Regions from separate parts of the Homo sapiens genome. Here region 1 is linked to region 2. Evidence: chromatin contacts called from ENCODE Hi-C data. All regions are on one chromosome and are shown on one strand. The core of a region is the stretch at or near the end of the contact, and the rest is flanking DNA. Distances in the headings are between cores, read along the strand shown.

Region 1 (4,578 bases), core at 24-2,523, 500 kb after region 2:
TATGTGGAAGAGCCAGGGATTGAACCAGGACCTCAGGCAGCAAGCAGACCAAGCTCTTCAGCTGCCTGTACTGTCAGACAGGACATCTAGTTCAGGGTCTGTTCCAGACCCAGGCAAAAGTGAAACAATAGGCACATCATAATAAGCTACTGATTGGGTACATTGTATACTTTTGGCTGGTGGTTGGTAGCGCCAGCCCACCCCGAGCTAAGGCGGAAATAAGCGGTGAGTTTCTGTGAGGTGTGTGTTCCTGGCAGCCGTGCTTGGCTCATCCTTTCCCAGGCCATGCTGCTACACCTCAACATTTGCTGATAGGAGATACCATCAAAAGAAAAAAATGTAAATCTTTTTCAGTGTTTATCTTTTGGCTGGTGTGCTTTTCTAGTCGGCTTCCCAGAATGTTGCAACTAACTCTCAAAAATTCTGTTCTTTATCCAAAACAATTTTGTGTTAAGAAACTTAATATTTTCTGCACTAAAATTCACATATGAGAGAAAAAGAAGTCCATCATTCAAACCAGAGATGATTAAGTATTCAGATTTTAGTTAACACAAACAATAGAACAATTCTACTTTTACATTTTAATATTTTTCTTAATGCTGTTCTGTCAGATCTCATTAATTCACATGATTTGTTTCATGTCAGAGATGAATGGGGGACATGCAAAGAGGGTTATGCCAGTTGTCACTTCATAGGGCTGGATTTGTAAGCTAAGACCCATAGTAGTGGCTTCTCATTTTCTTGGAGGCAGTCAGTCTGTACCCCAAAACAGCAGGTCTTAGGTGTTGGCTCACAGCCTTAACACTGGGGTATTACCAGGAGTGATGGGTGAAATTACTGAGATTTGTAATGTAAAAGCATACAGGATCTCGTTGGCAGTATTCTTCTATGAAAATGTAACTTTTTATAGGTACCTTATATATTTTTGTTTAACTGCTTCCTGGATAAATGTAAAGAATTATATTACATAGCAAAATGGAAAGAAATAGAACACCTGCCTTCAAACTATGTACCTCCCTAACCAAATCACAACTTTTTTTTACCTCCTTAGTTATAAGACTGTGTTTCTTAGGGTCAGAATACCTTTGTATTCATATTTGTGCTCTTTGAATGATACAAATTCAGAGAAGTCAAATAGGGAATGCTTTTGATCTTTGAATAATAAGTTCTACATAGGCAAACTTTTAGATTATTTGTCTTTTTCAGAATGAGTCATCCCTTGGGAACAGGGCTCTGCTCAGAGCTCTGAGTCCCTCGGCCATTTCTAGTCCTCACCAGCTAGAGGCCAACACCCTATTCAAGGAAGTCCCTGAGCACACAGGATTCCTCTACTTTCTTTTTTCCCTGATGTTTGCTTTACATTCATCAGTTAAAGGCCACTGCTAGGCAACCATGTATCTATGCTCTCTAACTCTTGGCTGCAAGGTATTTATTCAGAAGTTTTCCATTACTTAACTTTACATAGAGTGATCCTCACAGGAAAAAAGACAAGTTGCAGCAGCAGGGGCTTTCTTAAAAAGCCTAACACACCAAATACCATTTGAAGGCAACATAATAGTGGTTAAAACAGTATTTTCTTCCCCAGAGAAAGAAAGCAATCACATGGTGAAATAGAATTGGATTTGCAGTCAGTGACTCTGCTACTTACTGTCTATAAATTACTTAGGAAAGTCACTTAATTTCCTTGCGGGAGGTAAAATGTGATTTGACTTCAAAACACTTCTTTTTTTGTCTTATTATTATTATTATTTTTTTTTTTTTTTTTGAGATGGAGTCTCTACTGCCCAGGCTGGAGTGCAGTGGCACGATCTCCCCTCACTGCAACCTCCACCTCCTGGGTTTATGCACTTCTCCTGCCTCAGCCTCCTGAGTAGCTGGGACCACAGGCATGTGCCACCATGCCCAGCTAATTTTTGTATTTTTAGTAGAGACGGGATTTTGCCATGTTGGCCAGGCTGGTCTCGAACTCCTGACCTCAGGTGATCCACCCTCCTTGGTCTCCCAAAGTGCTGGGGTTACAGGCCTGAGCCACCTTGCCTGGCCCAAAGCACTTCTTTTTAATCTGCTTCTCCTTTTTTTAATCTCTGAAGGGGGTGGGGTGTGTGTACAGACGTGTGGCAGTAGCTTTGCAGATTGACAGTATGGCCTTGTCTATTTTTAAACACATTCATAGCTTACATAAATATATATATTATAGGCATGACATTCAGTCACTTAATCCTCCACTAAACACATGTGGCAATACCTGACTGAAACCAACTTTCTTAATTGCTGAGACATCTGGGGTGAGGTTTAACTCTCATTGTCAATGTTAAGGTTTTCTGCTGTTCATCTCATACCCCCACAATGGTTTTTGGCTTATGTTAAATCACATTTCTGAGTAATAAGATAACTTAAGGTTTTTGCTTAAAATAAACCATGATGATATGGCATTTCCATTCATTTTACCATTTTATAAAATATATACTAGAATATTTGTTAAGTATGCTATGGTGAGCATGATCTAAGGTTCAGTTTCCATTACAGCCACTTCAGAAAATGTGCAGTTTTCTAAAAAGACAGATATGCTGAGGCTTGTGAATAGCAAGGAAGTAATACTTTGCCCCCACTAGGAAGCAGAATTGTTTCTTACTACAGCAAATAGACTGGTAGAATTATATAGATATTAGGAATGGAAACTATATTACTTCAGCAGTTTGTGAATGGCAATTGTATTACTCATGCAAGTTTTCATATTGCCCTCTGTAAACTATTTGGTCTTTTTGTGTTTTATGTTATGTAAAATTTTTAGGTAAATCCCTCTTACTGAGTTTTTAGGTTCAGATTTTACTTATCCTCTGATAAGTTTAATCCCCTATAACACAGGTCATATTGTCCCTATTTTTATAAATAATGAAACTTTGTCAGTGTTCATACCCTCTGTGCTGCCTTGCCCACATTTTTCTCTGTTGATCCTTACATTCTGACATGAAAGTGACCTGGCCTTTAGAAGGCAAGAGATGTAAGCAATGTGGGTCTTGGGCCCTGATGGTTCTCTTAACGATCTCCAAGTTTTTTTTTTTTTAATGTCGCAACCTATCTATTCTCATTGACATTGGAGAGACCTGCCTGACATCCACTGATCAACAATAAAATCTTCCTCTTCCTGTGAGCTCCTTTAGACTTTTGTGGCAAAGCTGTCAATTTAGTTTATAACCATTTTTAGCCATGGGGGTCCTGATGGAAAGATTCTCCCCACAGCCATGTAAGCAGGACATGGCCCAGTTAGTTTTGGGTTCTGCCTCTGGTTACAGAATTCCTTATGCTCTCTTTCTTCAACTCTTCCGCAAAGAATCTGAGGGGAGGGGAAGGGAAAGGATAAAGTCCAAGATTTTAGCATTCCAGGAGGTTATTTGTAAATATTAAACAACTTTATTTCCATGCTCCTTTCTAATCAGAATCTCTCTGGCCAAAAGCAGTATGCAAGTAGAGATACTAAATAATAACTTTATGGAGTTTTTCAAATGGACCAAACATCAGATCAGATGGAAAGAAATAGTAGTAGCTAAATGAGTCAATTCTCAACAAACTGAAACTCGATTTTGTTTGTTTTTTCGCATCAGACTGACTCACCAAACCAAAGTCTAGAAGCCCGCAGGGCCTTACCTTAAGCTGATTAAAATATAATACCTTACGTTTCTGTAGAGCTTTATTTATAGTCTGCCAAACACACTCGCTTTTGCCATATTATCCTATATCATCTCTTCTAGCTTATTAAATTTTTTTTGTTTAAGAAACAAACCAGAGAATTATGGTTTATACTCCAAAGAATCACCTCCATGCTCCAAGAAGATTAATGCAAACAATGAAGATATCTATCTACTAGTTTCTTTAAAAACAGTTCTCAGTTCCAGCAGCACGGAGCACATCAGCACCCAGAAATTGGGTTTACACCATTCTCCAGTAAGAGGAACCAAGGCTCCTTGGAGAAATGGCTGATTCCAGGGCTGGAACAAGGAAGACAGAAGATGAGCATGAAGCATCTTATAGTGCCAGAAAGGAAGGAAGTGCCCAGAAACACACACAGTGATGGGCGCATGTGTCATCGCAGCAGGGGCCCACTGAAAGAGCTCCCAGTGCCCCAACCTGGGCCAACTCCAGCAGCCAAATAAATCACAGTCTTGGGATGTGATACAAAGTATTAAATACATATCCATGAGTCCATATTGATATAAATGATTAAATGAATAGAATAGAATAATCTCCCATAGAGAAGAGTTCCAAGTAATTTATGTACATACTCCCCACCTTAGGGAAGTGGAACATAACTCCCCACTCATTATGTGGGCAGTGCAGAGTGAGTTCCGTCCAGAGCACTCTAGAGACAGCGGGGGAAATGACAAATACGACCTCAGTCAGATGATCAAGGTCAGCATCAGTGATGCGTCATGTGGACAGTATGCATCCTTGATATAATATGATGGGAAGTTTTCCTCCCAGAAACCCATAACCCCAGTCTCATAATGAGAAAAATGCCAGACACACCAAATTCAGGACATTCTGCAAACTGCCTAAGCAGTACTCCTCAAAACTGTCAAG
Region 2 (4,688 bases), core at 1,659-4,158:
CCCATATCGACTGACTTTGGTGCACGGGTGTGCATTCGTCCTTTGCTTGTCTCTGTGAAGTTCCCACTCAAGTCTAACAGCGAAGTAAACTGGACACTCTCCTCTCTGGAAGATAAGAAAAGCAAGCTAATCTGAACTCTGGACAAGATACGTAGAAAGAGAAGGGGAATGGATAATAGAGACAAAGGGAAATTCAAAGTAAGAATTCTGAAAAGCACTCGAATTTGACTTCTGATCAACATAAACAGACCGGTTAAAGGAAGAAGTATGGTTGGAACCCAATGTTAAGTACAAAAAAATTAGGAGCTTAGGTAGGCTGTGATGGAGTAAGTTGTCTCAAATGAAAGAGAAAAGCTTCACTGAAAGCAAAGCAAAGGCGGCAAAGATAATTCCCCAGGAAAATCTTCTAGCAGTGTGGGCATCCTTCCTGAAACCCAAGGAAGGTGAAGCCACAAACACCATCCCCAACAATGCAGTGGTGTTTACAGGTTGTCACTCTTCCCTCCGATAAGGCTCCAATAAGTGCCACTGAAATTCATTATCCCAACTCTATTATCCCAAATAACACACCCAGTAGCCTACAAACATGACTCAGGCCTGTCCCACATGACCTGCCTTCGCAGGCTGTGTGGCTGGCAAGAGGTAAGACAGGTGCTACAAACAGGGCCAGAGAAAAGTGGTGAGAGAAAGGAAGAGCACAGCACGGCGCTGCCAAGTTCTCGGAAGGGAGGGCTCCATTCACCTAGAAAGACTCTGCCTTCATTTCTTTAAAAAAAAAAAAATTAAATGCAATGTTCAATTTTCTATATTTTGAGAAAAATTTAGTTGTGGATACTACTTAATTTGGAGAGTTTTTTATATTATTATTTTAAACTCACATAATAATTGTACAATATTTATGGGGTACAGTGTGATATTTCAATATATGTATACAATGTGGAATGAGCAAATCAGGGTAATTAGCATATCATCACCCCAAGCACTTATCATTTATTTGTATTAAGAACATTTGAATCCTCTCTTCTAGCTATTTTGAACTATACAATACATTGTCATTAACTGTGGCACAGTAGGACTTATTCTTCCTGTCTAGCTCTATTTTTATATCCATTTACCAACCTTTGGTTATCAAGATTTTGAGAATACTTGACCAGGGAGGAGAAATATACTTTCATTATTATTTAAAAGTTGATACTACAGAAAATTTCAAATACACACAAAAGCAGATAATACCATGAACCCACGATTATCAGTCTTTTGCCAATATTGTTTCAACTATTTCCCACCAACTTTTTTGGAGTATTTTAAAACAAATCTCACATATCATATTTTATGCAGAAAGTATTTCACTATCTGTGTATAACAAACAAGGACTTAAAAATAACTGCACTATCTTATCCCAACTAACAAAATTAAAAATAATTCCTTCATGTTGCCAAATATTCAGTTCATCTGAAAATCTCCCCAACGTGTCTCAAAATGATGCTTTTACAGCTGGTTTGCTGAGCTCAATTTGTGGGCTTACTGAGCTGGATGCCATTCTAGCACTTCGTTGGTATATAAACCTAAAACCCTCAGTGCATAGAAAGGAAGGAGTTCCAGGACTGGGATGGAAATGCTAGAGATGGTCTATCATGTGAGTCTCACCACCCCTTGGGCTGCATCTCCCATGTGACAGCAGCTTTTATAATTAATGTACTGCTAATCTCTCTAGGCCAGAGATGCTGCTGAGAGATGGTTCCACTGCAATGCAAACCTGGTCCTCCATGGGGGTGGGACATCTGTCATGGGAAAAAGGTGGGCATAGTTACTATACCACACAGCAGGGCCAGCTTGGTCATCTGAATGGTTTGACCTGTGAAATCTCTGGTTGTGCTGTTAACTGATCTCGGGGTCCCCAGGAACAAAACAGATGAGTGATTCCACAAAGGTACCACAACATTGTGTAGGAGGAACTCTCCAGGGCTGGCAAGCAGAGCCCGACCTGAGCCACCATGACAGAGAAGACAAGGGAGGGCCCTCACTCAACTCCCAGACTCAGGCCTCTTGATGGAGCAGAGCCAGGGAGCCTCAGGGTAGGCATCCTACTACAAGTCTTCTTCCTAGCTTCTCAAAGAGAACTCCTACCATCAGCCTGGTGACTGTGTCCTCAGGACAGGGAAACTCCCGGCGGCAAATGTAAGCAATACTCTTCCCAAGCCTTTCTGAGTAGGAGAGATGGCTTTGGCAAGGCAAGGATTTAGCTCGTGCGCACTCCTGGTTAGGAGCTAATGGCCTGGCTGAATGGCCTGGAGGAATGTGGAAAGAACAAGATGGGCTGAGGATGGGTTTGGGGAAGGAGTATAACTGGCTACCTCAGAATACCCGCAGAGCATGAGATGATGTCCATCCTACATGAATCCTTATTGCAAGAGAGGCTAATCAATCATCATGTGGACATGCTGTCCCAATGTGCAGCTAGATGCCAGTCTTCCTTCCTAGTCATCTTGATACTTGCTCAGTGGGTTCATAAAAAGGAAAAAAAAAAAGAAGCAAGCAAGAAAAAGGCCATGGTGGCAAAAATGGATGCCAAGCCTGGGCTAAACCACAGGAAGTCTGGGCCTTCCCCTCAACAAAGCTGATGATACGGTTCCCCGCAGGAACCAGACAGCCCCTTGCGGAAAGCTGATTGCAGTGGGGCCTTTTCATAATAGAGGGGGTGGTGATTTGTCCCTACTGGAAGGGCCACTTATGCTGGGCTTGGATTTGTTTTCCTGCACTCTGTGGATCCTCTAGAAGGCCCCTATCCTGTCGCAGCATCTCACACGCCATCCAGGCCCAGAACGTCACAGAGAAGGAAGCACATGACCCCATCACACCCAATAACAACCAAATAAAAATGAAGTTACAGAGGCAGCTGGGAGACACACCCAGAAGTTGCCATACTGCCCTGGATGGGACGCAAGCTCTGAAGCAGTGACTAATTTGGAGAGGCTGGCCCACAGCAGAAGATGCAGGGCCGGAAACCAAGGGTAAACATAGAAGCGGCTTCTTAGGATTACTTAATAATATACTTGCAAAATGTTTTCTTCCCACCTAGGAACTCTGCTCTGTTGAAACTGAATTTAGTGCCCAAGGGAGAAGTACTTCCTCCAGAGTTCACAGTCCTGGCCACAGTGAATCAGAACCAAGGCTGGCCATTTTTGCCTCTTCGTACCACTGGGAAAATGAGCACCCACGGAAAATGGGGATGGCTTTTGTGGTCACTGCTACCATATTTCTCAAATGGACTAATGCAATCGCCTTCAAATCAATCTCCATTCCTCTTCCTTTCCCCCCACAAACTGCCCTCCCTCTCTAAGCATAAACCGGAACATAATATGCTCCTGCTGCCAATGGCTTCACACCACACTTAGAACAAGCTCAGCCTCCTCATGACCTGCAGAGCCCTTTCCAGCCTCAGCCCACCTCCCAGCCTGCAACATCCTCGTCTGCCTCTTGCTCCCTGAGCTCCTGTCACTGTGGCCTCCTTGCTGAACCTCAGACACATCATGTTTCCTGCCTGTCTTTGGGCTTCTGGTGCTCCTTCGGCTAGGACTTCTCCTCCCTCGGATCTCTGCCTCACTGCCTCCTACTCACCTGTCCCCAGCGTCACCTCCTTGGAGAGGAGGCTATCTCCCCCACCTGCTCCTACTCCTCACATTACCCAAAGTCATCTTCTGCAGGGCCGTCACTGGTGCCTTGGTGCATCCTACATATTGACTTATGGAATCTGTTCAAATGCTGAAATGTAAACTTTGCATGACGTTTTATTCTCCACAGCATCCCAAATTCTCTATTTCCTTCCTTTCCCTGCCTTGCCATTCTGGTAGGGATGTGTTGCTTAAATCTGCCTCTAGTTAATCAACGCTGAAGAGGCACTGCATGGAACTGGAGGACTAGTTATCCTAAGAGGTCCTAGACTTGGAGGTGTCTGCTGCCACTGATGAGGATCTGGGTGTCTCCTTCTAGGGAAGAGAGAGAGGGTTCATGGAACAGGTGCATCCTGTTCATTAGAGTGTCATTAGAATAACACTCTTTGGAAATGAATGCTCTCTATCCTGTTTTATTTTTCTTTATAGTACTGTCTGCTCTGTTAAATACTTACTTGGCCTGTCTTCACATATAGAAGGCAAGGGTCCCTGGAGACAGACACCCCACCCTTCTTCCTGTTCCAGTACCACCAGGTGGTGGACATATCACCTAAGCTCGGACAGCTGAATCTTCCATCCTGGGACCTGAACCCCTGGGTGAGTGACAGAAAGACAGTCACTAACTCCTAATAAGTTAACTCCTTATTATAACTCCTCCCCAAATAAGTATACACTTCTTCAAGATAGGGTCTTTAATTAAATGTTTTGTATTTTCAAAGCGCTCACTGGATACCCAGATAAAGTGCTCACTGGATACCTCACTAGCTCCTGGGACAGTGCCATGGCCAGTCTCCCATCACACACCTTCCGGTGGCTCCTCCACTCCCAGGAGTGAGCCTGGATGCCATCCCTTCCCTAGCCTGGTTCCCCAGCCATCCCATCAATTCTGGGCACACCTGGCCCCCTTCCAATAAATTCCCTTTTTGCTTAAGACAGCCAGAGTTAGGTTTTGTTGCTTTTCGACAAAAGAACGCTAAAATTAAAACATTTTTAACATAACAACAAAAACCAGTGTTA

Evidence for each region. A loop is a pair of places that touch in the nucleus more often than their neighbours do. Pooled maps may share reads with other maps.
Region 1: a loop to region 2 is called in a pooled map, with 2.2 times the contacts of the local background. The contact joins the enhancer-like site here to the promoter of SPATA13-AS1 in region 2. A Hi-C loop is called at or near these places in 6 of 50 pooled maps.

The regions. Positions count from the first base shown.
Region 1 is chr13:23,750,411-23,754,988 of GRCh38, reverse strand. The region is part of intron 18 of MIPEP (mitochondrial intermediate peptidase); the gene reads left to right. Among named protein-coding and RNA genes, the nearest start is that of PCOTH, 140 kb to the left of the region's middle. RefSeq lists an enhancer at 1,841-1,950. Within about 2 kb of position 1,273, at least 5 of the 41 ENCODE cell types and tissues checked have a DNase peak (open chromatin) inside an H3K27ac peak, as active enhancers do.
Region 2 is chr13:24,252,659-24,257,346 of GRCh38, reverse strand. SPATA13-AS1 (SPATA13 antisense RNA 1) reads left to right here and starts at 2,908. Exons shown (of 3, transcript NR_046531.1): 1 at 2,908-3,011; 2 at 4,148-4,268; 3 at 4,391-4,598. The region is part of intron 4 of SPATA13 (spermatogenesis associated 13); the gene reads right to left.